2 separate regions of the Homo sapiens genome follow, and region 2 is linked to region 1. Evidence: chromatin loops called from intact Hi-C (ENCODE). Cell type or tissue: natural killer cell. All regions are shown on one strand. Each heading gives the region's core, and the rest is flanking DNA. Links, peaks and the distances in the headings are about the cores only. Region 1 has its middle 28 kb from the start of GOLGA8B. Region 2 overlaps AQR (aquarius intron-binding spliceosomal factor).

The links. Peaks named below come from ENCODE experiments on the same cell type or tissue, not always from the same donor. Only the 100,000 strongest peaks of a DNase experiment are listed, where the experiment ranks them.
Region 2: it touches region 1 in a loop (22-fold over the local background); 17 of 110 quality-filtered maps call a loop at or near these places.

What each region holds. Positions count from the first base shown.
Region 1 is chr15:34,603,230-34,619,086 of GRCh38, reverse strand. No RefSeq gene overlaps it. Among named protein-coding and RNA genes, the nearest start is that of GOLGA8B, 28 kb to the right of the region's middle. In natural killer cell, for the core only: no CTCF peak of the experiment used is centred there; a DNase peak (open chromatin) is centred at 8,456; H3K27ac peaks cover 447 bases.
Region 2 is chr15:34,910,706-34,926,562 of GRCh38, reverse strand. It overlaps AQR (aquarius intron-binding spliceosomal factor), which reads left to right. Exons shown (of 35, transcript NM_014691.3): 14 at 6,129-6,231; 15 at 8,185-8,305; 16 at 11,384-11,525. Among named protein-coding and RNA genes, the nearest start is that of AQR, 51 kb to the left of the region's middle. In natural killer cell, for the core only: a CTCF peak has its summit at 6,164 (motif pointing right); a DNase peak (open chromatin) is centred at 6,152.

The sequences.
Region 1 (15,857 bases), core at 4,643-12,642:
CAGTGAGCTGAGATTGCGCCATTGCACTCCAGCCTGGGTGACAAGAGTGAAACTCCATTTCAAAAAAAAAAAAAAAAGTTGCAGTAGAATACATATAATCAAAAGCTACTGAATTCCACTAAGAACTTGCAAATGAATTTTAATATCCTGCTTGTAAAACTACTGAATATTATGGTCTTAGGTTCCTTTTCCCCTTCTATGCTGTTGGAACTAAATATACAAAACCTGCAAATGGGAGCTAGCTAGCTAGATATGGATATGTATCTACGTATACAGAGAGAAACATCAACAGACATACATATAAATACAAATATATGTGATATAGTTTCAAGAGTACATGAAGTATCCCTGAAAGCTATATTAAAACTTTCAGTTAAGATAATCCAACATCAGTCTAAATATTATCTTATCAAAACCAGTGTACACATGAACAGGGTTTAACTTTTGTGAGAGAAAGTATTTTAAATGCTTAAATAGCTAAGCCTTTAAAAATGCTATGCTTATTTTCTTATTTATTTGGTTTTCTAAACTAATTAGGTTATTTCCAATGCAAAATTTCTTGCTTTTACAAAAACAGTAGATACTGGGAGAAATTTGAATCAGTTCAATGCCTGGCACCTTTTCTAAATATCCCCCATTATATCCAATACTTGGCAAAATTCATCCCTAACCCCAGCTTCTGACCTGAAAACCATGTGTGAGGATGCTTCTGATATTGATCATCCTGGCTTCTGCTCTGTCAAAGACCAACCCGGCCTTGGCACCAACCACCTTGTGAAAGAATACAGTTCTGTTCTGCAGATCCTCTTTAGTGAGGTCTGGAGGTTCTCAAACAAGAGTTTGAGACTTGGCAGCCCAATACATGGCTGCCTCTGTACTGCACCACAGCAGCCGAAATCTTAGCAGCTAGTCAAAAGCTAGTGAAAATGTCAAAGTTACAAAGCTCCTCTCAGGGCTCCAAAGAAGCAAGAGAGCTTTCAGCAGGATCATAACAGGTGCATCAAAGTAATGCCAAGGGGAGAAAAAGACTTCTTGGACCTAGCAACAAATAAAAATTATAAAAGTAAACATGCACACATAAACCCTGTTTTATATTTGTCAAAAAGGCCCCTTTCAATATTCAGCAAGTAACTGCAAGAGGATCAAAAGAGACCTGTATAAACTACAAGAGGTGACAAGTATAAGAATTGTTTCCAGCTTAAAGAAGATTGAAATGTCTCACTTTGGAATTTCAAGTCACAGAAATGTAGTACTTCTGTGACACTTTGGGTTTAAACTGCACAAAATGTATTTTTAACAGGCAAAATGTATGTGAGAGACAATGAATATAGACTTCATTTGGGCTCTGTGTTTCTTGACAGCATTCCAAAGATGTCAAGATATTTTTACCAATATACTCTTGCAAACTGGGTCAGAAGGTAGAAAAAGCGAGAGCTTTCTGAGTTTTCAAATGTTGTCTTCATTTCTGCTATTGAGGTTTATGTTACTACTACAGTCAAGTGATTGGTGATAAAGATTAACAGAAATCGAGAAAGCTACCCTCTTTCTCTGCTGGTGAATAGGATGAAAATGCTGAGAGAGGGAAGTAACTACAGAATAAAAACTCAATGCAGGAAACTGTGGAATACTGAAGAATATACCAAACAAAAATGAATATGTACTAGAAAAATGCTGGACTGGAATTAGAAGAGGACAAATTGGACATTATTGTAGATTCCACTACAAGATTTACATTTGGGAAGTTATTTAAGCTTTCTGAGTCCTTGTTTCCCCATTTGGAAACCATGAGCAATCATCTATCTTCTAACCACTTTACTAAAGCAGTTAGTATGCTAAACTGCTTCATAAATATTTTTCTAAAAAACCATATTTTAAGTTTTCCTGCTTTTTCATTTTCCTAGCAGTGTTCCTTTATTCCACACTTTCAAAGCAAAAAAAAAAAAAAAAGTATGTGTTTTAAAAAACAGGCAGGTAAATATAGAGAGGCACAACTTAATAGTTCTAAGGAATAGAACAAGAAGATTTAATCAACTTAAAAACAGAGACATTTTTATATTTACAATCTGGGCTTCTGCAAGTGTTAGTCTGAATCTGTGCTAGTTAATTTCATCTTAGGTAACGCATTCATAAATATTTTCTTCAATGAAAGTTTAGATCTTTCCAATTCAGCCTAAGGCAAAGCTTTCAGGTACTACCCACCACTTTATTCACAGTCCGTCTGGTATATTTTGTTTCACTAGACTCAGCAACTTGTTTCAGCGCATGGGTCTGACTCATTTACACTGCAGCTCCACGTTGTGGGCATGCTGAGAAAATGTTCTGAGTGTTGAAGTGTCGCTATGTGTATTTAGACCTTTGCTGTGATGTAGTAACATAATTCAGGAAAGAAGATGTTACCAATGTGTGACTGCTTTTAAGTTACAGATTCATACCAGAGACCAACATTTTGGAGCTTCTTCTTTGGATTATGATTATTTAACACAGTCCACAGTGTAGTGGATAGTTATAATGACTTTGTTTTGCCCATGGCAGCATTTTGTTCAAGGTCATTTGTACCAGAGAAATCAATGACCTATTGATGTAATTTCCACAAGAAGTGATCTCTCAAAAATACTCTAAAGTTGCTTTATGTTCATGCTATTAGGATAGTAGTGGTTATAAAATTAAATAAAGTGGATAGCAACTGAATGTTGTAATAACACACTTTACACCTGTTAAAAAACTACACCACCAATAGAGCTTCTAGCTTCTTCCATTGTCTCTAAAGAATTATTTCTGTTAAGGTGCTGTTAATAGATTGTTTATCATTACATAACATAATTGAGAAAAAATTCAAATGAATACAAACCTAAAACATCCGTTTAAGAATATATGATATGAAATTATCAAAATTAGAGAAACACCTCACAGATAAGCAACACTTAATCTGTCTTCTCTGTTAGAAAACTAGAATTAGTGTGCTTACTATTACTTTCATGGAAATTATAAAAATTAAAAAGCCTTCATATATCAGATGTCTTTAGGTCAAATTCTAATTGGTATTCAGAAACAAAATTATTTTAAGGGCCAAGACACTCAAAGATTCAAGTTTTAATTCTAGATTCAATTAGTACCCAGACTATTTTTTAATTGTAAAATAGGTCATTTTACCTTTAAGGAAGTTGTGATAGTTTTAAAGATTTTGAAATTTAATAAGGCAGACACAAGTTAGTGTTATGTCAATGTTTTCCATTCATTTTCTAAATAATGTTGAGAATGTGAGAACTTTTAGAACATGTAAAATATTTACTGGGTTCATTTTTTTTTCAGTTATACAAAATCTCTGGGATTCTAAATTAAAAGGAACAAAGAAATAAGAAAGGTGTTCCTCAAAACCCTATTAAGTGATAAAGTATTAGATATTAGGTTAAGATTTCCCTTCATTGGTATTATTTTCCCTTAATGTTTTACTGTAACATCTGGTGACATATGGAAAAGTTTATGTTGTACAACTAAAGTAATGATTTAAAATATGTATAACCTGTTATATGGACATAGCATAATTTGTTTAATCATCCAACTACTATTGGACCTTGAAGTCATCCTCCTTTTTTTATTATCCTGAGAGACACATCATAGTTATTTCAAGAGATTTTTACTCTATTTTAATTTATTATGTTCCTGTATTAAGCCAAGGTCTTTGAGAAATTAAATTATACCAGCTTTACTCTAGTAACTAAATTGATTAATTCAGCAAAAAGAGTTCTCTTATACAGACTATATAATTGAAGAGTTTGTAGAAAGAACACTGTCTTTGCATTCAGATTGGACTTTAAGTTTAACCATTCCCTGACACTATAACATTAGGTATCATGACTTAATATTCAAATATTGTGCCCTAATCTGCAAAATAAGAGATATAATAATATATCTTTGACTTGTAAGAAGCATTAAATAATATAACTTACATAATTATCTAATAAGAATTCTAGAACGTAATAAACAAGCCATCATAGTCATTTTCTATCCTACCAAAGGTAAGAAAAATGACATCGTAAGGCCTGGTCATCATATACAACACACTTGAAACTCCAGGTTTAGTGTTCTGGTATTACAGCAATTAATTCTCTGAAACCAAATTGTTTTCCTGTTTTCTGAATTCTCTCCAAATTTCTCTTAGTTTCAATGTTAGAAAAATATGATTTCCTCCCCTTGGAATAGAATCACTTAAGACAATTTTATACCACACCTATTAAATCTTGTTTTTTAATTGCACATAATTCCCTGAGAAAAATCTGAATCCCTGAATCTTAGATTTCACACCATAACCTTCCCTAAAGGCTCATTACCATATGTATCAAAAAAAGAATGAACTATTTCCTAATGTCCACTTCTTAACAGTATATTACAAAACGTCAATTTTCATTTTACCTTTTATGTCACATATTCATGAGAATTTTTCACATGTATATTTAAAATTTTGTAGAGTATATTCAGTATATGTTTCAACATGTCTTTGGGCCATATGCATTCTGTGCTAAAGTTTCTCTTTATAAAAAAAAAAACAAAGCAGGATGTGGGAGTTTTATGGGTTGGAAATGAAAATTCAATTAGTATATTCTACGAGAGATTAGAGAGGAAAATAAATTTTCCAGTTAATTCTGTAACACACAAAAGTAAGCCATATAGCTGAGAAATTCATCTGAGCTGACAGTTGATTATATATATAATTTTTCTCTAACAGAGCCACAACTAACGAGACAATTATAGTTTCACCAAGTCAAATGTCAGCCAGAGGACTTACAGTTTTGACACTTGGCAAGGCAAAGCAAAGAAAATGTGAAGGATCCTCACTTACTTGTTAGCCAAACTTAGTGTCAGAAAAAAACTATTCATCATTGGTTGTCAGTCACAGAGTAGTTCTCTGTCACTGGAAACTTCCGCAGACAGGATAATTACTATGATTAAATGGCAGTGAATTTAAAATATTTCAGTAGTGGTTAAAATAACTGTTGAATACTGATGGTATAATATCAAATCAAAGGTGCAAAACTGTCCACTAATTATCCGGAGTATAAAATATCTGATGCTGTGTAAGTATAATGCCAAAGCACATTCACAGGTGCAGAAATTGATGAGGGCTTAATCATGCTCTTTGGAAATATAGTAAAGAAGACAATCCTTTTTCTACCTTAAAAAAATAGATTTTAGACCATGTCCTTCAAGGTATACAGTTTGTATTGTTGACAATTAGCTCTAGCCGTCGCTTTCAATTTATTTATCTATATTTTCTGATTATTCCTCTAACACAAAGATACTGAGGGCTTTCTCTGTGTTAGGCAAGAGCTGCAAAGCTAAGTCCTGAAATACAGAGATGTGAAACAATGCTAGCACTGGCTCAGAAACAGTTTATTGCTTCATGAAATTTTTAGCTTAGCCCTATTCCCATAAACGTTTCTATGTGAGTGGTAGGGATTGGGGAGTACCTCACTCTCCTCCAGGGACAGACCATGTTCTAAGCAGTAGTTTGAAGATATCACTTTGGAGAATTTAGGTCTGGAGACTGTAGAAATCAGCAAGGTTTCAAAGAATCATTATTACATTGCAAATTCTCACGGGCAGGAGTAGATAAGAAGTAATATGTTGTATTTCCTCTTTTGTAGTATGAGTTAGTTGATCTAAATGTTCACTGTGTTTTCTGTATCTTTGAATTATGTGTAACAACCTAGATAGTAAAGAGCCATCAAGAGGCCATGAGATTTCAAATAAACAAGTAAGAACATACTCCAGGAAATTGTAAAAGAACTAATTAGAGTCCACGTGTTCAGTGTCAGTTTAAAGATGCAGAGAAATAGGTGCTCAGCAGATGGAATATGTTAGAACCCATAAAAATGACCAAGATGGGATGGTACAAAATCAGCAGAGCTATAATCAATAACCAATGAATTAGTACTCTCTTCTGTCTTTCCCATTGTATTTGGGTCTTTGTAGGTTATTCAATCATGTTTGAAGTGAGGAAAAACCATTATTCATTCTCAAGGCAAAAGAGTTACATATGCTTTTGGGAAGAAGGGGGATAAGGGAAGGTTTTTAAACTTTTACGATGGGCCATACTGCCTGTAGTATACAAATCATCTAAAATTCATTTTTTTTCCTAGAAAGACAGATCTTAAACAGGCTAGAAGTAATAGATAATGTGGTTCATCAGCGCTGTATACTCTTAAATTCAGATTTTCTGAATCCATCCGACATTAACCTAGTCCCACAAGATAACTGCAAAAATGTCTTGTTGCCAAATACATTCAACAGTGAACTATACAGTTGCCTCCAAGAAATTCACTGCACATTGGTCTGTTCATTGCTTTAAGAAATCTTGCAGTTAAAAACAAACAAAAAAATGTTCTTAGTATGTTTTAAAATATAGCATCTCCAAGATTATTTAAAACTTATTTTCCTTGTTGTTTCTCCGAATAGCTCTCAAAAGAACTGTTGGAAAATATTGCTTAACATGATTGATCTTCCATTTGACTGACCTGCATTTACACCCATGCCTATTTTGTGTAGGTGATCAATTCATTTGTCAAGAGTGCTTTTATAATTATGCATGAAAATGCACAACAGATTGTCATTCCTCAAAAATGCTACTATTATCACCTGTAATTAAGTCTACCAAATTTACACTAGAAAAAAAAAACACAGAGAGAACAATGGGTAGTTGTTAGATCATTTAGCAACCAGAGGTAAAAATTAGTAGCAGAAACAAAATTGTTGTTATTTCTCAAATTATTTTTCAAAGGACGTTGTTGCCTTATTAACTAATATTTGATTGGGGTCATTTACAACCATTAATCTAGAAAAGAAATTCTTTTACTGCAATGTGCCTCCTCTATGTACGTGTGTGAATGAGTGTCTGTCCATTTTCTTTATTTAAAGTTCCAAGTTACTTATTCATTCATTAGGTAATCTTTTCACATGGAACAAAATTTTTGTGGTAATTTATGATAATTGAAAAAAAAAGATTTGGCGTGATTATAAACCTATTTAGATATTTCTGCCTGCATCTATATCATATCAAAAAAAGTAAAATCTGTTGATTCTCACAACTTACTAGCCAAGTCTTAGATGCTGGTTGAAAATGAAGATACCTGGGTTAGTTCCCAAAAACTGTGATTAATTTGGTTGGGAGTAGGAGCTAGAAGTCTATTCTTAAGAAACTGTAGTGAATCTGATATTAGTTGGTGTGGGAAACAGGCTTAGAGAAATATCGATCTATTGCAAAAGGCGCACTTCTCTTTGGACACCTGAAAAAAACAGCATGCATTAAATGCATTAAAACTCTATTAAGGATACTTCCATAAAATGGTTCCAAAAATATATTGATATAGCATATAAGATTTTGATAATTTTCAGGGTAATGCTGATAATGTTTTTAAATAAATCAGTTCATTTGTTTTGGCTTTTCCTTCTCCCTGTTTCTTGCTAAATATTGTAGATCTGCCACCTTTTAAAAAATAGATGACACTTCCACTTCCCACTCCCACTAATATACTTACAGCTCGTCTTCAGTGAAAATTCTATTGAATGTTCTTGTGCTCCAACAGAAAGGAAAAACACAGTAGCACTTTATTACTTAATGTTGGAGAAGTTACTCACCTTGTCTGAAATTTATTTCCTGTCCTGTAAAATTGTGCTAATACAGTACAGTGTTATTTTAAGGATCAAATTTAAAAATGCATGTGAAAGGTCTTTCGAAAATAAAGAGGTGTTGTAAGAATGTGAGGCATCACCCCCCCGCCATGCATTCATTTGAATCATGCCATTTAAGAATTTTTTTATTGTGTTAAAGTAAAAAAGCTTTTAAAAATGAATTAAACCAAAGTAAAGTTGAATTAAATTAAAAATTAACACTATCAAAACCCTATTCTGCTATTCTATGAAAAAATAAATTCACTAAACAAAAAATATACTGCATTTGGCCAGGTGTGGTGGCTCATGACTGTAATCCTACCACTTTGGGAGGCCGAAGCGGGTGGATTGTCTGAGCTCAGGAGTTCGAGACCAGCCTGGGCAACATGGTGAAACCCAGTCTCTACTAAAACACAAAAAATTAGCCGGGCGTGGTGGCGGGCGCCTGTAGTCCCAGCCACTCGGGAAGCTGAGGCACAAGAATTGCTTGAATCCAGGAGGTGGAGGTTGCAGTGAGCTGAGATCACACCACTGCACTCCAGTCTGGGTGACAGAGACAAGACTTGGTCTCCAAAAAATTTAAAAAAAAAAAGTATTGCATTGTTGAAGGTTCACACAGAACAAAACATGCTGTTTAAATTTTTCCACTTATTTGTAAAAAGGAGAATCTTAGTCCACTGCTGAAGAAGAACATTTTCATGAATGTTTTGCTTGAGCTTGCAAAGCTAAACAAACCTCTGGTACTTTATATAAGAGAGATATTCTTAGAAGCCTCTGCCACCTAGTGTACAAAGGCCATCCTAGAAATCTGAATGACTTGGTTTAATTGCCTTATCTGCTACATCTTGTCTTCAGAGAATTATCTTTAAGTATATCTAGGTCAGATTTGAAGTTATAATTTGAGGTGGGAATAACACACACTGCATTTTCTAAAGAGCATCTGGCATGAGAATCAATACATTTCATTTTCATTTTAGCAGCACTTTAAAGTCCCATTTATAAATGTTTTAATAAGGCAGTAAGAGACTCCTGGGTGTGTTTTAGTCTTTCATTAATATATACCTCTTGTGTGTTGCAAGATACATGCTTACTGAATAAGCCTTTGACCATTCAAAGTCAAATTAATGATCCAATAAAGCAAAGCCCATGGTATCTTAATGGCAGCAAAATACACTCTTTAATTTAGAAGATAAAATATTATATTATATTTTCCTCTCCAACAACTCGTAAGTATATGCATAAAAGAAGTATCAAGGGATTCAAAGAAATAGCGAAGCTTCTTTAGCCATATTTTTACACACAACATGTCTCCCCACCTCTCATTTTTAGCTTTAGATTTAATTATTTCCAGCTCAGTTTTACAGAGGAGTGGAAGGTGGAACTTGAGGGTTGGCAGTGGAGGGGTTTGTAAAGCTATACTCTTTAAAAATGTGTTTAAAAGTAAAACGTCAACCACACCGCTTCCTCTTTCCGTCCTGTCATTGTTTTCAAGGCACCCACTCCCCTGCCCAGTTTGCTAAAGGCAGAGGGAGATGTGTGAAGGTTATGTTCTGCCGTGTGGTTCAGAGAAGCAAAATTTTCCCGCAGCTCTAAATCAGTTCACAATGAACTAGATCTCAGCAATGAGCTTTCGCTGTCTGCTCATTCTGCTACCTGACATTCGTGAGAGGAACCAGATGGCCCTCATGTCAATCTGGCCTGCCAGGTTTGGTACTGAGATTTCATCTCCTTCCCTTCAGCTGCCTGAGCCTGAGTGAAGTTCACATGCACACATCTCCAGTAAAATCTCACTGTAATGTGCAGGTCTTTCTTGCACTTTTGCCCTGCCAAACCTGCCTCTCTTAGGGACTCAAGACGGCATAATGCCTTGTTATTTTAATGTGCTCTGCAATGATTGAACTGTTCTCAGGAGATCATTTTTGCACATCAAAACCCATTAAAATTAGCAAGAATTGTCGGGAAATGAGCAAATAAAAAAGAATAATTCATCTCTCTCTCTCTCTGTTTTAAATTCGCCAAGCCTCCTTTTGATGGCTAAAAGCAACTGGTAGCAGAAAGCATGCATCAGTTTAAAAAAAAATTAGCTTTAAGCAAAAGATGTCAAGAAATTCTTCCAAATTATGTGTTATGATAGCAAGCTGGTGAGCACTGGGATAAAAACCCATGTCATAATTGTAGAGGATGTGCTAAGACGTCGGGGGAGCAAAATCCATGAGTGAGTACAGATGATACCTATAGCAGTACTACTGCATCTTTCTGGGGAAAACATGCAGCAAACATCCTGATCAGAGACTAACAGGCCCTCACAAGAGTGACCTTTTTTTAAAATTGAGAATAATTTTTATTGTTAAGAAAGCATAACCAGCAATAAAAGTACTATTTTTGGTTCTAAATGATAGAAAACCAAATATATTTTGTTCATGGTACAAGGAAGCCTAAGGTCAAGTTGATTACAGAAGCAACTAGTTCCAGATATTCAATAAGATCTTCATCTCTCTTCTGTTTCTGTTGTATTTCTATCTGGGCATCTGTCTCCTTTTCTCCGTGTATCTTTGCCCCTGTATAGTTCTTTCTGCATATCTCTCTGCATTTTCTGTCTCTGTCCCCCTGTTGTGTCTCTTTCACTGCAGTGCCTTTCTATTTTTCTAATTTATTGTCACTATTTATCTGCATTTTTCTATCTCTGTGTTTCTTTATGCATATCTCTATTTTTCTGCATTTCTCTTCCTTATCACCTCATATCTTTTCTCATCTCTCTCCCTCTGTGTGTGTGTGTGTATGTGTTTGTGTGTGTGTGTCTGTCTCTGTTACATATGTTTCTAGAATGTCTACCAGAGACAATTTAACAATTTTAGGAAATTTAATTTAACAATTAATTTAAAACTTAATTTAACAATCTAACAATTATTAAACTTAATTTAACAATCTTAGGAAAGATTCTGATTGGCCAAGCCTGGGTAACATGCACACCTTTTAAACACACCATCCTGTGTATGGAACACTGACAGCCAGCATTGTGGAGAGTAACTTTTTCTAAATAGTGAAATTTATGGTAAGAAATAACATTTATATCACAAACCAATACATACACACATACATACATATGACCAGGTACAGACATGTGTATGTCTGTATGTGTATAAAATCAAATGGAAAATTTCACAAAAATAATACTTAACTATGAGTGATATATTCCTCTTTTTGTATTAAAATATAAACATTCTCTCTAAAATGAGATGTAAATTGATTTCATCACCCTCTAATGGGCTACAACTTCACAGTCTGAAAATCACTTTTTAAACTATCTTCATTTTAGAAATTTTATGAACAGTGTGAATCATTTAATTAACATCTCAATGCTTATAGTACTAAAATGATTTCTCACCAATAATATAAAATGATGTAATCATTTAGTTAATGACAAGTTTTGGTTTCCATCATAATTACTAAAAGTTAAGCAACCCATCATCAAATAGTTTGAGTTCTGGGTACTTGCAAGATATTATTTTGACTATTTTTAAAACATCTGCTTGGTAAGAAGGAAGCAAAAGCACCATCATCTATTGCTTTTCTACTATATTCTTTACTCTTACTTTTGTGTTAATTAGTCCCTTTAATCTTTGTAAAAATCCAGTCAGAGAAAAGTATTAGTATAAATATTATTATCTTCTTTTTATGAATGAGGATTCTGAGAACCAATGACGCTCAGGTAACTTATTTAAAACATTCATTTCTCAAGTAGAAGAGACAGAATGAGTCCATGCCTTTTGATTGCAACTCCAAGGTTCTTTCTTTAATATTATGCTAATACTCAGTACTACATGCTATGTCTTTTGATAACTTAAATATTGCTCTATAAGATCTGACATGTAAATACACGAATAAATATTTCCATGATTGAATGCTTACATGTTTAGTACATAGGGACATCTGCTTTAACCATGCCTATGTAAAATGCAACAAAGAAGATAATCTTGTTTAGAAATGTGGTATGATGAGGGGCCCAGCCACAGAGAGCTGTCACCTCCCTGTGGCACTGTGGTATGCTGGGACTTGGAATGTGGACATTGGGGTGAAACTACTTGAATTCAAATCCTGGTGCAACTAACTATTTGGTATGTGACTTTGCCCACATCCACTTAGCGATAGCGAACAGTGATAACAATAATAGTCCCTGCCACAAAATGTTACCACAATGCCGACTATATAGGAAGCATTCAATAAATGTTGGTTACTAGAAATATTTCCACCATCAAGATGTAGCTATGTAGCTTTTAAAAATTGTGACATGAAGATATATAGCAATTAACCACTTATGTTTCTATTGTTGGTGAACCATCAATTTGATTTTGTCATCAGCTACATGGTCTAATCCATAATTTCAAAGATATATTTCTTTGACACAGCCAGAAAATTTTTTCAGAAGGGAACAACATGTATAAGAAACACAAGGAAGAATTGTGCCAAGAAAAATTATGAATGCTGTAGAAAATTTGATCTTATTCAGGCCAAAAAACAATTGTAAATTCTGAAATATGTTCACCACATCAGATGGCTGAGGTTTCAAAAAACAAAATTAAACAGACCAAACATTCTAATTTCTGAAGGAAATAGACACACACACACAAAGTATGGATGTCACAGGGAGCTACTCCTGCTCAACATCTGGTTTGGATTTAGATAAAACAAACCATAAAGACAGTGGTGATGAGATTAAACAAATGCTTTCTTACTGTTAATGGCCTTGATATTTGATATGTGATGACTAGACTATGAAAATCTTCCCACATTATCTCTATTTAAGAGAATTTCAAAGCTAATAGAAAAGGGCAGAAAAATTGACATCTAGACTGAAACTTAACAAGTATGTAGATTGTCTAAGCCTTGAAAAATAAATATATAAAAATATAAAAAGTTAATGTGATTTTAAAATATTAAAAGAAACAAAATTTAGCATTATAGTTAGGAGCTCAAGACACACCAGCCATTTATCTTATAAAGACACTGGAGACAGATGAGAGAACAACTTTGAAATGTGTAAAGTATATTTACTACATATAAAGTTGAAAAAGTTGGCTCTAGACTTACATGTCTAAATATTTGCCAACTGTATCCAAACCTTTAGAAATAAACATTATTAAAACCTTTTTAAATACATGAAGGAGAAAAATTGCACAATCTGCTTTTAAAATGAATCCCACATCTAAAAGTTCTTTTAAAAAATCTCTATTAACAAAAGAGATTAAGCATATTATGTACTCTGCACAAAAATAGCCACTCTAATGATTAAAGGATCGAAAACATAAACAGTGAAGATATTATAAGAGGAAATTGGATTGCTGTGTGTTAATAAAGAAGGGTAATAGGAGATGATTTATAGGATTCCTACAGATTCCTTTCTCTGGGTCTTAGTAGAGTGTATCATGAATTTGAGTGGCATGTGTTTACTATTTTAGACTTCTGACCTTTCAGAAGTTGTCAACCTTTATGGTAGCAATAGTGGTGCATGTTTCTTTATGTGGAAATACACAATAGGAAAACTAGATGAGAGAGACATTTAAACAGCTATTTAAATGAACTAATCTCATATCTCATTAATCCAAAGCAAATATGTTTCACTTTCTGGTACATAAATTTACAAATATTGTATCTTTATTTTTCTACATATAATGTCAAGGTACAAGTGTCTGAGTAAATTTCTCATTGAACTATTTTTCATCAGTGTAAAAATAATCAGATTACTAATGCTGTCTGCAAGAAAATCATAAATCAGAGCTTAAAATGTCAATTTCCTTGAATTTCAAAGCTATGACTTTGTTATTTAATAAATTATGTTTAGAAAATTGTGAAAGGTTCTTAATTATTTAGATGTAAAAGAAATAAAAAACTAGGGTTGATGCTTTCATTTTAATACTAATGAAAAACATGAGTGAGGAAGTTGTGTTTTCAATATTAACATTCCCATCGTTCCTTGAACCATTAAAAACAAATTATTAAATATTAATAAAAGTTGTCAACCTTTATGGTAGCAATAGTGTTCATTTTTGTGTTTGGTATTCAGTAGAACACTGTCTGAAATAGAAAAGAATTGAGTTTGTTCTCAAACTGCAATCATGTTATCTAGAACCTACTGCAAACAACCTATTATCTTTAATAAATGTATTCAACAAATACTGTTGGAGGAGCTATAATGTTCAAAACACTTAACTACATCTTATGCTGTACATAGGTTGAATATAGAAGGTATCACAATTAGTATAGATTCTATGAAATGTCCAGGTCTTAATTATTACAGATCCTGCTATAAAACATTTTATAGTCTAGGGGTAAAGAGACATGAACAAAAAAATCACATGCATTGAGAGGTAAATAAATTTTGAAATTTTCTATTTAAAAAAGAACTCAAATTGTATTTTAGAATCAGGGAATACGTGTACAAGTTTGTTACATGGGTATATTGTGTAATGCTGAGGTTTGAGGTATGATTGGATCCCATTGCCCAAGTAGTGAGCATAGTACCCAACAGTTAGTTTTCAACCCTTGCCCCCCTTCCTCCCTTCTCCTTCTAGTAATCCCTAGTATCTATTGTTTCCATCTTTACGTCCATGTGTATCCAATGTTTAGCTCCCACTTATAAGTGAGAATATGCAATATTTGGTTTTCTGTTCTTGCCTTAATTTGTTTAGGATAATGTCTTCCAGCTGCAACCATGTTGCTGCAAAGGACATGATGTCATTCTTCCTTATGGCTGTATAGTATTCCATGGTGCATATATGCCATATTTTCTTTATCCAGTCCACTGTTGATGAACACCCAGGTTGTTTCCATGTCTTTGCTATTGTGAATAGTATGGTGATGAACATATGAGTGTATGTGACACTGCTTAGAAGACATTCGTTTGGCCAATAAACATATGAAAAAAAGTTCATCACTGATAGTTAGAGAAATGCAAAACAAAACCACAATGAGATACCATCTAATGCCAGTCAGAATGGCGATTACTAAAAAATCCAGAAACAACAGATGCTGGAGAGGTTGCAGAGAAAAAGGAACATTTTCACACTGTTGGTGGGAGTGTAAATTAGTTCAACCATTATGGAAGACAGTGTGGCAATTTCTAAAAGATCTAGAGGCAGAAATACCATTTGACCCAGCAATTTGGGTCAAATGGTACCTCTTTGGGTATATAATCATTGCTGGGTATATACCTAAAGGAATATAAATCATTCTATTATAAAAATACATGCACATGTATGTTCACTGTAGCACTATTCATAATTGCAAAGACATGGAATCAACATAAATGGCCATCAATGATAGACTAGATAAAGACAATGTGGTACATATACACCATGGAATACTATGCAGCCATAAAAAGAAACTAGATCATGTCCTTTGCAGGGACATGGATGGAGCCAGAAGCTGTTATCCTCAGCAAACTAAATGGGGAACACAAAACCAAGCACCAAATGTTCTCACTTACAAGAAGGAGCTGAATGATGAGAACACATAGACACATGGTGGGGAACAACATACATTGGGGCCTGTTGGAGAGAGGCAGCGGAAGGGAGAGCATCAAGAAGAAGAGCTAATGGATGTTGGGCTTAATACCTAGATGATGGGTTGGTCTGTGCTGCAAACCACCACGGCACACCTATGTAACAAACCTGCACTTCCTGCACGTGTACCCCAGAACTTAAATTAAAAGTTGAAGAAAAATAATGTGGAAATTTTTAAATGAAATGCATGTGTAAAGTAAAATGTTAAGATGCTAAAACAACATCTTCTTTCCTGTCCTGAGCAAATTTGTTCATCATACTCTTCAGATTATCCTACACTTTTGGAACCACTCCTTCCACACAAATCCTACATCGGTTACTTAGAAAAGCAAGATAATCTCCCTAAACTGCACCTTCCTATTTACTCGGCACCCAACAATGTGCACTTATTTATCCTTTTCCTTGAGCCCTAATATAAATATTTATAAAAGCTGTAGCTGTGTGTCAACCACGCTGTCAATCTGATGAATCTCACGGGTGCTCTTTTGATGTCAACATAACCAAATAACAAGACCACAGGGCCAGCGAACGTATCACAAGCATCTCAGCTGTCAGCATGACGCCTGCTCTGCCTCACCATCACAGTTTTCCTTGTGTTTCGGGATGCTCACCTAGCAGAAAAAGCACTCCGTC
Region 2 (15,857 bases), core at 3,158-11,157, 310 kb before region 1:
TTAAGTGTGTAAACAACTCTGAAAACATTCATGCTAGAAGTAGGTACCATTTTACGTATAAGGTATCTGGGGCATAGAATAGTTAAGTAATTTGCCTAGGTTACACAGCAAGTAAGTGGCAGAGATACAATTTAAACCCGGATAGTGTGATTTCCAAGCCCTAACTTTTAACTACTATACTGTATCATCTCCCAGCTCTTGGGATAAATTATGTTTAGTTCCTTGACTATTTAAAATGTAATAAACTGAGGTTGGTTTGGTTGTTCATTCTCATATGAGGATTTAATATAATTAATAACACATAGATTCATTTCATTATTTTAAATAACTACATAGAGTTCCATTAAACAGGACCAGCATACTATTTTTTTATTTTTTTATTTATTTTTATTTTATTTTATTTTTTTGAGACGGAGTCTCGCTCTTTCGCCCAGGCCAGACTGCAGTGGCTCACTGCAAGTTCCGCCTCCCGGGTTCACGCCATTCTCCTGCCTCAGCCTCCTGAGTAGCTGGGACTACAGGCGCCCGCCACCACGCCCGTCTAATTTTTTGTATTTTTAGTAGAGACGGGGTTTCACCGTGTTAGCCAAGATGGTCTCGATCTCTGACCTCGTGATCTGCCCGCCTCAGCCTCTCAAAGTGCCGGGATTACAGGCATGAGCCACCGCGCCCGGCCTTATTTTTTTAAAAGTTAATCTCCTATTGGTGAGTCTTTTTTTTTGTTTTTTTTGAGACGGAGTCTTGCTCTATTGCCCAGGCTGGAGTGCAGTGGTGCGATCTCGGCTCACTGCAACCTCTGCCTCCTGGGTTCAAGTGATTCTCCTGCGTCAGCCTCCCGAATAGCTGGGACTACAGGCACACGCCACCATGCCCAGCTAATTTTTAGTAGCAAAGATGGGGTTTCACCATGTTGGCCAGGCTGGTCTCAAACTCCTGACCTCAGGTGATCCTGCCTCGGCCTCCCAAAGAGCTGGGATTAGAGGCATGAGCCACCGCTCCTGGCCTCCTTTTGGTGAATCTTTAATTTTTAAGTTTTGGCTTTTACAAACAGTTCTGCAATGAGCATCCTTTTCGTACTGATTCCTAGAAGCAGAATGGCTGATTCAAACGGGGCATGCGTTTAAAACTTGTTACATATTGCTAAATTTCCTTCAGAAAAGACTATCAATTTACACTTAAACTAACAGCGTATGAGGATTTATTTTTCTCCCTACTAATGCTGGGTAAATTGGATTTTAATTTTTTCTATTTTTATCTCATTTTACTTTGCATTTCCCTGATCTTATTTGGGAAATTAAGCATTTTTCTGTTTTTTTCTTGGCCATTTACATTTCTTCTGTAACCTTCTTATTTTCCTTTGCTATTTTGCATTTCATTGCTTGTCATCTTACTGATTTTAAAGAACTTTTAATATTTTTGGTCCTAATCCCTTTGTCTAGTTTGTGTTGCATTTATTTTCTTTCAGTTTAACTTTGTTTGTAACATCTTTTGTCATTACAGATATTTTAAATTTTTTAATGACAACTGTCATTCTTTTTAATAACTATATTAGATGCTTTATGTAGAAGTCCTTCTCACCCTAAGGTTATAAAATGTTTTCCTATATTTTAAAAATACTTTTATTGCCTTTTTTTTTTTTTTTTACATTTAGCTTAGCTGCATAGTTCATCTGGGGTATTTATTTTTGTCCATAGACATCCTTTACACTCTTAAAAATTATTGAGGATCCCAAAGAACATTTATGTGTATTATATTCATTATATTCACTATAGTAGAAATAAAAACTGGAAAGATTTTAAACATTTATTAATTCATTTAAAAATATCAATTGAGGCCGGGTGTGGTAGCTCACGCCTATAACCCCAGCACTTTGGGAGGCTGAGGTGGGCGGATCACCTGAGGTCAGGAGTTCGAGACCAGCCTGGCGAACATGGTGAAACCCCATCTTACTAAAAATACAAAAATTAGCCACGTGTGGTGGTGCACGCCTGTAATCCCAGCTACTTGGGAGGCTGGGGCAAGAGAATGGCTTGAACTTGGGAGGTGGAGGTTGCAGTGAGCCAAGATCGTGCCACTGCACTCCAGCCTGGGCAACAGAGTGAGACTCTGTCTCAAAAAAAAAAAAAAGTATATTGATTGAAATCTATTATATGTTAGCCATATGTATTGCTAATGAAAAACATATTCTCCAAAATGAAAAAAATGCACCATTAAAAGAGTGTCATTGTTTTACATTTTTGTGACTGATTTAATTGAAGACAGATTTGCAGATCTCCTTCTGGATTCAGTTTGTTGTGAGATATTGTTTTGGTTGAAGTAAATTAAGAAAATTTGGCCTTACACAGAGGGAAGTGTATTTTGATAAGCTTTATCAAATAATTGGGAATGTTCTTCTTTAATACTCTATGAAAACTTGACAAGTGGTAGTTTCTTTAAAAATTAGTTTCAGAGTAGAATCTGAAACCATGTAAGGAAGTCTGTACAATTAAAATGAATTAATCTGAAAAATTAGAAGCTAGGTCTTGCTTATGGATAAGAGGACCCAAGGTGTGAATCCTTCCCAAATTAATCTATAGATATATTTTAATTCCAATCATAATTCTAGCAGGATATTTTATAGAAATTGACAAACTTATTTTAAAAATAACATGGAAAGGCAAAGGAACTATAATAACCCAAACCATTTTGTAACAGAACAAAGTTGGAAGATTTCTACTAATTTCAAAACTTGCAGTAAAGCTATAGTAATCAAGACATTATGGTATTGATACATGGATAGATGTATAGATCAATGGAATAGATTAGAGTCCAGAAATAGACCATACCTATATGGTTAGTTGAGTTTTGACTAATGTGTCAAGGCAACTCAGTAGAGAAAGGATTTCATCAATGGTGCTGAAACAATTAGATATCTATATGCAAAGTATGAACATTGACCCATACCTTGCATCATATACATAAATTAACTCAAATCGGATTATAGACCTAAATGTCAAAATTAAAACTTCTAGGAAGTATGGGAGAAAATTTTTGTGATCGTGGGTTTGTGCAAAGATTTCTATAGACACCAAAGCACAATCCATAATGGAAAAAAAAATGATGAATTGGACTTGATCAAAACTAAGAGACTTCTGCTCTTTGAAAGACATTGATAAGAGAATTAAAAAACACGCTACAGCCTAGGAGAAAATATTGGCTAAATGGGTATTTGATGAAGGAATAGAATCCAGAAATCTCAGAACTCAATACAGCAGCCCCCTACTTTCCGCAGGGGATGTGTTCCAGAACCCCAGTGGATGCCTGAAACTGTAGATTGTACTGAACCCTATATATACTGTGTTTTTACATGTAATGTAAAAACCTATGATAAAGCTATGAAGTAGGCACAGTAAGAGATTAACAACAATAATAATAAGAGAACAGTTATAACAATATACTATAATAAAAGTTATGCGAATGTGGTCTCTCTCTCAAGATATCTTATTCTACTATACTTAACTATTTCCAGACTCTGGTCAACCATGAGTAACTGATATTAGGGAAAGTGAAACCACAGATAAGGGGGGACTCCTATAATAATAAAACAATTTACAGGTGACAAAAGATTTGAACAGACACTTGACCAAAGTAGGTAGATAGATGTCAATAAGCCCATGGAAAGATGCTTAACATGTTTAGTCATTGGGGAAATGCAAATTTAAACCATAAGAAGATACTACATACCTATTAGAATTTGTTTTTTTTTTAATGGATAAGGCCAGGCACAATGGTTCACGTCTGTGATTCCAGCACTTTGGGAGGCTGAGGTGGAAGGATGACTTGTCTACTAAAAATCAAAACAATTAGCCAGGCGTGGTGGCACATGCTTGTAATCCCAGCTACTCAGGAGGCTGAGATAGGAGGATTGCTTGAGCCCAGGAGATCGAGGCCGCAGTGAGCTATATCTTGCCACTGTACTTCAGCCTGGATGACAGAGTAAGACCCTGTCTCAACAAAACCAAAAAAACAAAAAACAACCCCAAAACGGATAATATTGACTCTTGGCAAGGATGTGGAGCAATTGGAATTCTCATAATTGCTGGTGGGAATTCAAAGTGGGATAGCCACTTTGGAAAAATTTGAGTTTCTTATAAAGGTAAACATGAACTTAACATTATGATCCAGTATTTTCCACTTACAGATATATTCAAGAAAAGTGAAAACTTATGTTCACACAAAAATATGTACAAAAATGAATATAGTTGCTTTATTCAAAATCGTCAAAAACTGGACTACACAAATATCCCACAACTGTTGAATGAATAAACATACTGTGATACAGCCGTATCATGAAATACTGCTCAGCAACGTAAAGGAACCAACTACAGATAAATATACAGTGTGGGTGAATCTCAAATGCTCAAATGCATTATGCTAAGTAAAAGCAGCCATTCAAAAGGCTACCTACCTAAGACCAGGCATGGTGGCTCACACCTGTAATCCCAGCACTTTGGGAGGCCAAGGCAGGCAGATCACTTGAGCTTAGGAGTTTGAGACCAGCCTGGGCAACATGGTGAAACCTCGTCTCTACCAAAAATACAAAAATTTAGCCGAGTGTGGTGGTGGGCACCTGTGGTTCCACCTATTCGGGAGGCTGAGGTGGGAGGATTGCTTAAGCCCGGGAGGTGGAGGTAACAGTGAGCTGAGATCATGCCACTGCACTCCAGTCTGGGCAACAGAGTGAGACTCGTCTCAAAAAACAAGCAAGAAAAAAGACTACCTAATGTGTGATTCCATTTATTTGACCTCCTGGAAAAGATAAAATTACAAATAGAAAACTGATTATGGTTGCTGGGCTGGGATGGAGAGGAGGATTTGCTATAAATTAGCATAAGGGATTTTGGGGAGGTGATGAAACCAGTTAAATAGTGGAAAGCTATGAAGCTCATGGTGGCAAATACCAGTTTTCCAAAATTCTAATTTTTCACGTTCACATGGAAGTTCAAATTTTATCATTGACAGCAAATACTGATAGTTGTTTTCCTTGAAATTATAGTCTTATTTCATTCAAAATTTGAAATTTGAAAAAAAATTGGCCATTTGTCCAAGGCTGGTATAAACAGTTTGTCATTTTTTTTTTTTTTTTTTTTGAGATGGAGTCTCGCTCTTTTGCCCAGGCTGGAGTGCAGTGGTGCAATCTCGGCTCACTGCAACCTCTGCCTCCTGGGTTTAAGCGATTCTCCTGCCTCAGCCTCCTGAGTAGCTGGGACTACAGGCGCTCACCACCACGCCTGGCTAATTTTCGTATTTTTAGTAGAGACGGGGTTTCACCATATTGTCCAGGCTGATCTCAAACTCCTGACCTTGTGATCCGCCCACCTCGGCCTCAAAGTACTGGGATTACAGGTGTGAGACACTGCACCCGGTCCAACAGTTTGTTGTTTTTTAAAGTAAAAGTTGTGTGCAAAATATGTACTTCCCATTTTGTCACAGAATTTAAAATAAAACAGGTACTCGAGTCCAAATTTAATAGTATTAATTTTTTTTTACTGCTTCATCAAGGACATTCTTAAATAAAACTGTGAAACAATGTCTTAGTATTGTTATTATTATTGTTATTATTTTTGAGACGGAGTCTCGCTTTGTCGCCCAGGCTGGAGTACAGTGGCGCGATCTCGGCTCACTGCAAGCTCCGCCTCCCGGGTTCACGCCATTTTCCTGCCTCAGCCTCCCGAGTAGCTGGGACTACAGGCGCCCGCCACCACGCCCGGCTAATTTTTTGTATTTTTAGTAGAGACGGAATTTCACCATGTTAGCCAGCATAGTCTCGATCTCCTGACCCCGGGATCTGCCTGCCTCGGCCTCCCAAAGTGCTGAGATTACAGGCCTGAGCCACCTTGCCCTGCCGGTATTAATATTTAAAAGTGTTCTTGGGGACTGCCCAGAAGGATCTTGGGTACAATGAGAGGTTTGCAGAAAATATTTTGAGAACCCTGCACTAAAGCCTTAATTTTCATTGCTGGTTTTTGATATTTGCTGCCCATGTCATAGTATTATATTTGCTTTTTTAAGCTATTTGTAAAAATACATGTTTCAAAAGTGAAGTGAAGTAAGTTACTATGAATAAAATATTGTTCTCTATTCTGCAGTTCAAACACACTCCACCAGGTGGCATCATACCTCTGCTTGTTGCCAACTCTTCCTAAAAATGAAGACACAACTTTTGATAAAGAATTTCTTCTAGAATTGCTGGTAAATATTAATGTTCTCTGAATTTTGCATGTGGTTTTCCTTGCCTTTTAAAGTCATTCTTAAAGATGTAGGTTCATATAGATTTTTTTGTGGGCCAAAGATTAGGCAGATAATTCCCATTTTGTTTTTGGAATTGTATTATCATTTGATTTTTTGTTTTCTCATCTTTCGAATTTCTTTACTCAAGTATTTTATCTCTTCGAACTACTTTCTGGATGAATCATTCTATTAGCAACTATTTATATGCAAATCACTTTCATTGTCTCTTTCAGTTCCTAAAAATTCCTGTGCTATTTTCTGACAATGTAAAACCTCTCATGAGTAAGGTTTTTGGAATTAATAATAACTCTTTGCAATAGAAAGAAATGAGGATTTTTTTCAGGAATTCTTCTTCTTTTTTTGTTTTTTTGTTTGTTTGTTTGTTTTGTTTTTTTGATACCGAGTCTCTCTCTGTCGCCCAGGCTGGAGTGCAGTGGCGTGATCTCAGCTCACTGCAACCTCTGCCTCCCAGGTTCAAGTGATTCTCGTGCCTCATCTTCCCGAGTAGCTGGTATTACAGATGTGTGCCACCACTCCCAGCTAATTTTTGTATTTTGAGTAGAAGATAGAGTTTCGCCACGTTGGCCAGGCTGGTCTTGAACTCCTGGCCTCAAGTGATTGACCCACCTCAGCCTCCCAAAGTGTTGGGTTACAGGCATGAATCACCGTGCCCAACCTGTTTTCAGGAATTCTTCTAATGGAAAATAAGTTTGAGGATAACGTTGATCCTGTGCCTATTAAGGTCTTGTGGCTAGAATTTTATTCCTAAAATTTAAATAGTTCCAACAAAAGAAAATAATTTTTAAAATGTATAGTGCTACAACATTATGTTTTGTTTCCTCCCTTCCCTAAAGGATTTCCCCAGGCTTTGGATTCTTCTACTATTCAATTTATGATCAAAAAGTTAAAACATACATATTGTTTAGATATCATGATTTTTTCTATAATTATACTATCTTCACTGAAGAGAATGTGATACATTTTAAGAATATGTCATTTTAGCATTATTAGATAAACACTTATTTTTCTTTTTCTTTCTTTTTTTTTTTTTTTTGAGATGGAGTCTCACTCTGTCCCCCAGGCTGGAGTGCAATGGTGCAATCTCGGTTCACTGCAACTTCCGCCTCCCGGGTTCAAGCAATTCTCTTGCCTCAGCCTCCTGAGTAGCTGGGATTACAGGTGTGCACCACCACGCCCAGCTAATTTTTGTATTTTTAGTAGAGATGGGGTTTCACCATGTTGGTCAGGCTAGTCTTGAACTCCTCACCTCAGGTGATCCACCTGCTTCAGCCTCCCAAAGTGCTGGGATTAAAGGCATGAGCCACTGCACCCGGTGTAACACTTATTTTCATATTTGAGATAGATTATTAATATTAAGGGTACACAGAGGTCATCATGGAAAGGAACATAGAGTGAGAAGACTAGGGTGATAGATTAATAAACTTTCCCAGATGGTATAGCTAGTTAGTATAAGAATGAAAACTATAGTCCAAAACCTAGAGCTCCTATTTTTTCCTACATTGATTAATGCTAAGTGTCATGGTTTTTAAACCCTTGGCATGTGCCAGGGACTTTGACACTATTTCATATTTCATTGGAAACTTGAGATGTGTGGCACTTTATCTGTTTTAGTGAAAAGGAAACTAAGGTTAGGAAGGTTAAAGTAACGTGCCCAGCTTTTACAGTACTCATAAGTAGAGGAGCTGGGATTTGAACTCAGGTCTGTCTGATTCCAAAGACCATTACCATTGGTTTGTTTCTCATCTTTGATCTATGGAGAAAATAGGAAAAGAAAAAAAAATCGCTTGTTGAACTGCTACAATAACTGATAGGCATGAAACTTCTTCCATAAATTATTTTGATTGAAAAAAGATGCTTCTAACCTTCTGCATGAACTTGTTTCCTTTATTTTAGGTATCTCGTCATGAACGTCGAATTTCTCAGATTCAGCAGTTGAACCAGATGCCTTTGTATCCAACTGAGAAAATTATATGGGATGAAAATATTGTCCCAACTGAGTACTATTCTGGAGAAGGTATGGTAAAGAAGTATGGATTCAGCTGTACAATGAAACAATTTCAGATTTATCATATATAATTGGCAATTATAGGCAGTGTACTTGAGTCTACTCTGTACATTAGGATAATTTCCTGGTGCCCAGAAGTTAACTTTAGAAGCTAGAAAAGATTTAGTATTTTGAATGCTTTAGCACTAAGGGTTTTTATTAAATTTAACTATACACATATCACCCTGTAAAAAATACGACCATAAAGCCCTAAGACTGTTTTGGTTTTTTTTGTTTGTTAGTGTGAGACAGGGTCTTGCTCTGTCACCCAGGCTGGAGCGCAGTGGTGCAGTCTCAGCTCACTGCAGCCTCAGTCTCTGGGCTCAAGTGATCCTCCCACTTCAGCCTCCCGAGTACCTGGGACCACAGGCGTGCACCACCACACCCAGCTTTTTTTTTTTTTTTTTAGTAGAGACAAGGTCTCGCCATGTTGCTCAGGCTGATCTCGAACTCCTGAGCTCAAGCGATCTGCCCACCTCAGCCTCCCAAAGTGCTGGGATTATAGGTGTGAACCACTGCAGCTGACCATAAGACTGTTTTCAAGGAGACCTTATAATGCATGAAGTATAGCTTTCATTTTGTCACTATGATAGGCTGTGTTTGATAGAGCTTTTGTTTTTCAAAGGCTTTTCTTAGGGGCTCTTTTGAATTCTATGTAAAGCAGGTAATGATCACCAAAAAAAAGACATTATCATTTATTGATAGTAAACCCTTAGTGTTGATCCAAAATGGTATTGCCTAGTTTGTTCACTTATTTCCCCAGATTTGGATCTAAACACTTTTCACGCATCCTCTGAGGATGAGAATTTGCCACAACTGAGTATATGCAAAAGTGCATTCAGATATACTTTGAAGGTATATTTCAAAAGAAATTTCAGGACTTTTTTGAACAATGGCATCATTAGTAGAAGAAATGTGACTGTTTTAAAGACATCACAAGTATAAGTATTGGTATATTTACTTAAAATGGTTAATCTAAGACATATCCTAGAGCCATAACTCCGATAGACCCAGTGCACTAATATTGTGCTAGATTTCAGAACATAGGCAGTCTTCATATCTTTTTATGTTCTTACAGTGGTTAATATGTTGCTTTCTCATGTCTAGGGATGCACACCTGGATGATAAAACTATAAAGAAATTCAAGATAGCGATTGCTATAAAAGTCAGAAAATAGTTACTTTCGGGTAAAGGGAAGAAGCTGTAACCAGGAAAGGGCACATAGGAGTATTCTGGGATAGCTGACAAGGTGGTTACAAGGTTTCATTAAAAAAATGTCTTTTACTTTACTGGTACCTTCTATACATCCCTTTTTTTCTTTCTTTCTTTTTTTTTTTTTTTTTTTGTTCTGCTGAAGAACTTGAGTTGTTTGATCATAGAGTTCCCGTAGTCTATAGATTTTTCTGATTGAATACTCATGGTATATTGCAGCATGTTCCTCTGTTCTTTATTTTTCTTGCAAATTAGTACCACCTTGTGCAGAGGCTTGATCAGGCTAAGGTTATCCTTGGCAAGATTCTTGGTGGTGGTGTGTTCTTTCATCAGGAGGCACATACTATCTACTTGTCTCTTTTTTTGTGCTATTAGTAGCTATAGATATTTAACACCTAGATTTGTTAATTCAGTGAGTGTTGCAAAGTGGTGACATTTTAGTTGTCATTTTTTTAAATAAAAATGTGCTATTGAAAGAAATTGAGTTAGATTACAAGTCAGAGTTTACTAATATAAATAATGTTAAATTTTTGTACATCAATGTTTGTTGTATTTAAGTTTATTTTTTTTTTTGGTAGTATGGACAACAATGATGAGACTATGACTTATCAGTAAAATGTGTTCTGGGATTTTTTAAAACCTTTTTGATATTGCAGCTCAGTGGTCACTTATTGTCTAAGAGAAATAGTGTTAAGTGAGAATAATGAAAAGGGGGAGTCTGGAATAACATACAAACAATGTCTGGTCCTTAAAGTTTAGCCAGAAGGCAAGTTCAGAGCACAATAATAATCATTGGAGATTGATTTATGCAATGTAACATAATAATTCAGTGTTCATGCTAAATTTTGTCATGGGCTAAATTTATGGTAACATTATTCACTTCAGTATTTTGCCAAATATAAATTAGGTGATAAGGGAAGAAGTTTTAAACTACTTGAGACTGTTAGTACAAGTATCTTTAAATACTTTGAAGGAGTACTGTTTACATACAGATCACTCATATGCAGATTACATGTATTAATAAAACTCATCCTTCACCCCAATTCTCTCTCTTTTTTTTTTTTTATTTGAGACGGAGTTTTGCTCTTGTTGCCCAGGCTGGAGTGCAAGGACATGATCTTGGCTTCCTGCAACCTCTGCCTCCCGGGTTCAAGTGATTCTCCTGCCTCAGCCTCCTGAGTAGCTGGGATTACAGGCGCCCGCCATGACACCCAGCTAATATTTTGTATTTTTAGTAGAGATGGGGTTTCACTATGTTGGCTAGGCTGTCTCAAACTCCTGACCTCAGGTGATCCACCGGCCTCGGCTTCCCAAAGTGCTGGGATTACAGGCGTGAGCCACCGTGCCCGGCCTCACCCCTAATTCTTAATAGCCAACATTTATTAATCTGGTTTTAACATCTGTGTGAAAACAAAAATAAGTTGTTATCAGATATGCTGCATTTCAGGCATTCATTAGATTCTTATAGTTTTGAGGTGCCAGTTTTTTAATACAGAGAACAAATATCTGATTAAAAGAATAATTCAGGCCGGGTGCGGTGGCTCACGCCTGTAATCTCAGCACTTTGGGAGGCCAAGGTGGGCAGATCACAAGGTCAGGAGTTCGAGACCAGCCTGGCCAACATAGTGAAACCCTGTCTCTACTAAAAACACAAAAAATTAGCCAGGCATGGTGGCAGGTGCCTGTAATCCCAGCTACTCAGGAGGCTGAGGCAGGAGAATGGCTTGAATCTGGGAGGCGGAGGTTGCAGTGAGACGAGATTGTGCAGGTGACAGAGTGAGACTCCGTCTCAAAAAAAAAAAAAAATTGAAATATGGATGTTTTTTTCCTTTTCAGGTTGTCTTGCTCTTCCCAAATTGAATTTGCAGTTTTTGACTCTTCATGACTACCTGCTAAGGAACTTTAACCTCTTCCGCTTAGAATCAACTTATGAAATTCGTCAGGACATTGAAGATAGTGTCAGCAGAATGAAGCCATGGTTAGTAAATTGGTTCCACCTGTAATGAAGAGATGCAAACAGTGACTGATAAACTTCTGTCAGAAACCTTATAAGTATATTTAGAAATAATATACTGAGACAAAAGTGCCCTCTAAAATAGGAGATATTTACTCTTTGAGACATTTTTAAATGTGAATTAACATACATCAAAAGTGCTAAAATATAAACCACATATCTGGGTACTTGGGAATGGGAGTGGGAGACTGGGGATAAGGGAGAAGAAGTCGTCATGCTCAAGAAGGGAAGGGGGAAATGTAGAGGGAGTAGGTCAGACCTTACTTAAAGGCCGATTGGAAGGCTAGGGGTTGGCCAAGCAGGCCCGTACTAGGTCAGAACAGTTTAAGTCCTGGAGGAAGCTTATGATAAAGGGGTGTACCATTAATCCACCTACTCTTGTCACTGTTGCCACAGTATTCTCAGGCAGCCTCTCTAGGGGAATGGACAGAGGATTAGGGCTGTTGCTGCACATTGCCCGGGGTGGTACATTAGAAAATCTCTGTCTCTCTACCCATAGATTCTGTGGAAGAAAGTAAATCACCAGGATTTACTTTTAGGGCCAGTTGAGTTGGTCTTGTTATTTGAGGAATTCTTCTGCATAAACTCCACTCCCCACCTGCTAGCTCATGTCTGAAATTCCTTTAGCTAAGAAAAGTCTTTCATTCTGGTAATTGTAGCAGCTCTGCATTACAAGAATTTGTAAGGTTAATTTGGTTTTATAGATATGGCTGACTTGAGGCAAATGCTCTTTATTCACTATTTCATTCACAATTTCATCAAGTATGAAATTGATGGATGTAAGTTATACATCACAAGTGATTATAAATGAGTAAAATACTATGAGATGGATTTTTATTACATTATATAATAGGACACCATGTATACATACACGATTATACTGCATTTTATGTGAAAAGCTGAACAGCTTTGGAATGTGAACTGATTCAGGTATCTTCCAGGCTTCTGCTTACTAATTATGGAGAGCTACCACAGACACTGTGATTATGATCTATTTTTTCACTTCCATGTTTTATTTCATAGAGAGTTCTATTTTTTAATTAATTGTTATGTGAAAAGTTATTCTGGGTGAGACTATAAAATACAACACAAAGCATTTTTGACTTAATAATCAGTTGAGTCAGTAGGCAGGCAAACACTGTGAAATTTGTATACCCACTGGCTGATCATTCCTGCCCACAGCTTTGCTGAAATTGTTGCCCATTGTTTGCACCCTAGGGGAGTGCTTGATCAGAAAACTTCTTTACAATTTATGGTTACCTTGAGTTTATATGCTCAGATTCTGGGCCTAATTTTGGCCATTTTGCAGACTAGCGATTTATTAACTGGCAGTTCAACAAATAGAATTCATTTATATTTTACTTAAATGCCAAGTGCAACAAAAATACTTTGAGTTCTTTTGGTCTGTTAATAAAAAAAATTTTTTTTAATTATACCATTTTCTGGCTGGGGAAGAAAATGTCACTTCTTGGAGTTAATTCATTCACACTGGTAATAATAGATTTTTCTAAATTTACATTTTTAATGCCCATCATTGAAAATTATTAAAAATGTCGAAACCTAAAAGGGGGCCAGGCTTCTTTCTGTTTCATGTATCTTGAAGATGAAAACCAGCAGAGGCATTTTTACTCATTACATGGTTCCAATGATTATGTTTTCAGGGTGCTGAAGCCCACTAACCAGCAGTAAGAGAGGATGTGCTTAAGGGCCAGAAATCTATACTTTTTAATGCTTCAAGTAGATTTTATAAGAAGAGAAAGGGGTAAGAGGAGTAGATTAGCGGTTGCTTGGGTTTGGTAACAGGGATTGACTGCAACTGGACAAGAGGGATCTTTTTAAAGATGATGGAAATGTTCCACAACTGGATTTTGTGGTGATGGATGCACAACTCTGTAAATTTACTGAGAACTATGGACTTGTATATTTATAGTGGATAAATGTTATGGTATGTAAACTATACTGCATTAAAGCTGTAAAAAATGGAGGAGGTGATAGGAAGTTGTTTCACAAGGGTTTAGCCACTAAGTAATTCCTTTTAGACATTGTCCCAATACTAACCAAGCCATTGATTGCAGAATTTTGTTTTTAATTAGTTTCTCTTTTTAATGTTATGAAGTGCTACAATTTTTTGTTGTGACATAAAGTCTTTACATAGGAGGCAGTTTATCTTTGTAGGTATGTTGTATTCTGCAGTACTTCATAACTTTGGAGTGTTGCTTCAGTTTTTATGTTACGTATTTCCCAAATACAACTTTTTAATATAAAAACTAAAGACTCGTTAGACTGACATAAGAAGAAAGAATGGGCATTGGGATGTTAGTGGTTCTGTTTATTACAACTAGCTTGTTTTTTTTTTTCCTTCCAATCCATAGCAACATCTTTTAAATGATTTAAATATGCTCTAAAGGAGGTTTTTACATAGATATTCTTTGTTTGCTTGTTTTTAATTTTTTTTGAAATTATAGCTTGTCCTAAAATGTATTTGAAACAGCTTATAGAAATACTTAAAATATAGAAAATAAAATATTAACAATTGAAATGGTCTTTATGAAGAGGATAAAAGGATAACAATATAAAATAAAACTAAGTAAAGAGGTCCTTCAGAAATGAAAGAGAAATAAAGACAGAAAAACAGAAGAGAACAAAAACTGAGAGAGTTTATGACCACTAGACTGCCTTACAATAAATGCTAAGGGAAGTTCTCCAAGCTGAAATAAAAAGCTGCCAATTTGTAACATGAAGAGACCCTGAATAGCTAAAGCAATCTTGATCAAGAAGAACAAAGCTGGAGACATCATACTTCCTGATTTCAAATTATATTACAAAGCTACAGTGGTCAAAACAGTATGTTACTGGCATAAAAACACATAGACCAACAAAAGAGAACAGAAAGCCCAGAAGTAAACCCACACTTGTACAATCATTTAATCTTCGATGCATGTGCCAAGAGTATACAATGGGGAAATGAAAATGGTCTTGGGAAAGCTAGATATCTACTTGTAAAAAAATGAAATAGGATCCCTATATTACATGATACACAAAAGTTAACTGAAGATAGATTGAAGATTTTAACGTAAGACCTGAACCCATGAAACTCCGAGAAGAAAACATAGGGGAAAAGCTCCATAACATTTGTCTTGGCAATGATTTTTGGGTGATACCAAAAGCATGGAGAACAAAAGCAAAAATAAGTAAATGGGGACCACATCAAACTGAAAAGTTTCTATACAGCAAAGGAAACAGTCAACAAAATGAAAAGGCAGCCTTACAGAATGGAAGAAAATATTTGCAAACCATGTGTCTGATTAGAAGTTAATATCCAAAATATGTAAGGAACTCATAATACTCAATAGCAGAAGACCAAATAACCCAATAAAAAATGGGTGAAGGACTTCAATACTATTTTTTGTAGGAAGACATACAAATGACAGATAGATGAAAAGGTGTTCCACATCACAAATCATCAAGGGAATGCATACCAAAACCACAATGAGATATTCAAACCTCACACCTGTTAGAATGGCTGTTATCAAAAGTCAAAAGATAACAAGTGTTTGCAAGGATGTGGAGAAAAGGGAACTCTTATACACTATTGGTGGGAATGTCAATTAGTGCAGCCATTATGGAAAGCAGTATGGAGGTTCCTCAAAAAATTAAAAAACAGAGCTATCATATGATCCAGCAAACCCACTTCTGAATGTTTATCCAAAGGAAATAAAATCACTGTCCCAAAGAGATGTCTGCACTCTTGTGTTCATTGCAGCATTATTCACAATAACCAAGATGTGGAAACAACTTAAGGGCTGAATGGATAAAGAAAATGTGAAAATGTGGTGTGTGTGTACATATATAAAAACACACAATGGGATATGATTCACCTTTTAAAAAGAAGGAAATCCTTTTTTTGACAACATGGATAAACCAGGAGTACATTATGCTAAATGTATTAAGCCAGATACAGATAGACAAAAACTGATTATCTCACTTTACATATGGAATCTAAAAAAGGCAAATTCATAGAAGCAGTAGAAGGGCAGTTATCAGGTTGTAGGTGGGGAAAATGGGGTCATGTTGGTCAAAGGGTCTAAACTTTCAGTTACAAGATACATAAGTTTGGAGATCTAATGTAAAGTATAGTGACTATAATTAATGTTTTATGTACTTGAAACTTGACAGGATAGATCTTAAGTATTCTTACCACACACACAAAAAATGCTAACTGTGTTGGTAATGATATCACAGTGTATACATAGTTTAAAACATCACATTGTATTCCTTAACTATATACAATTTTTA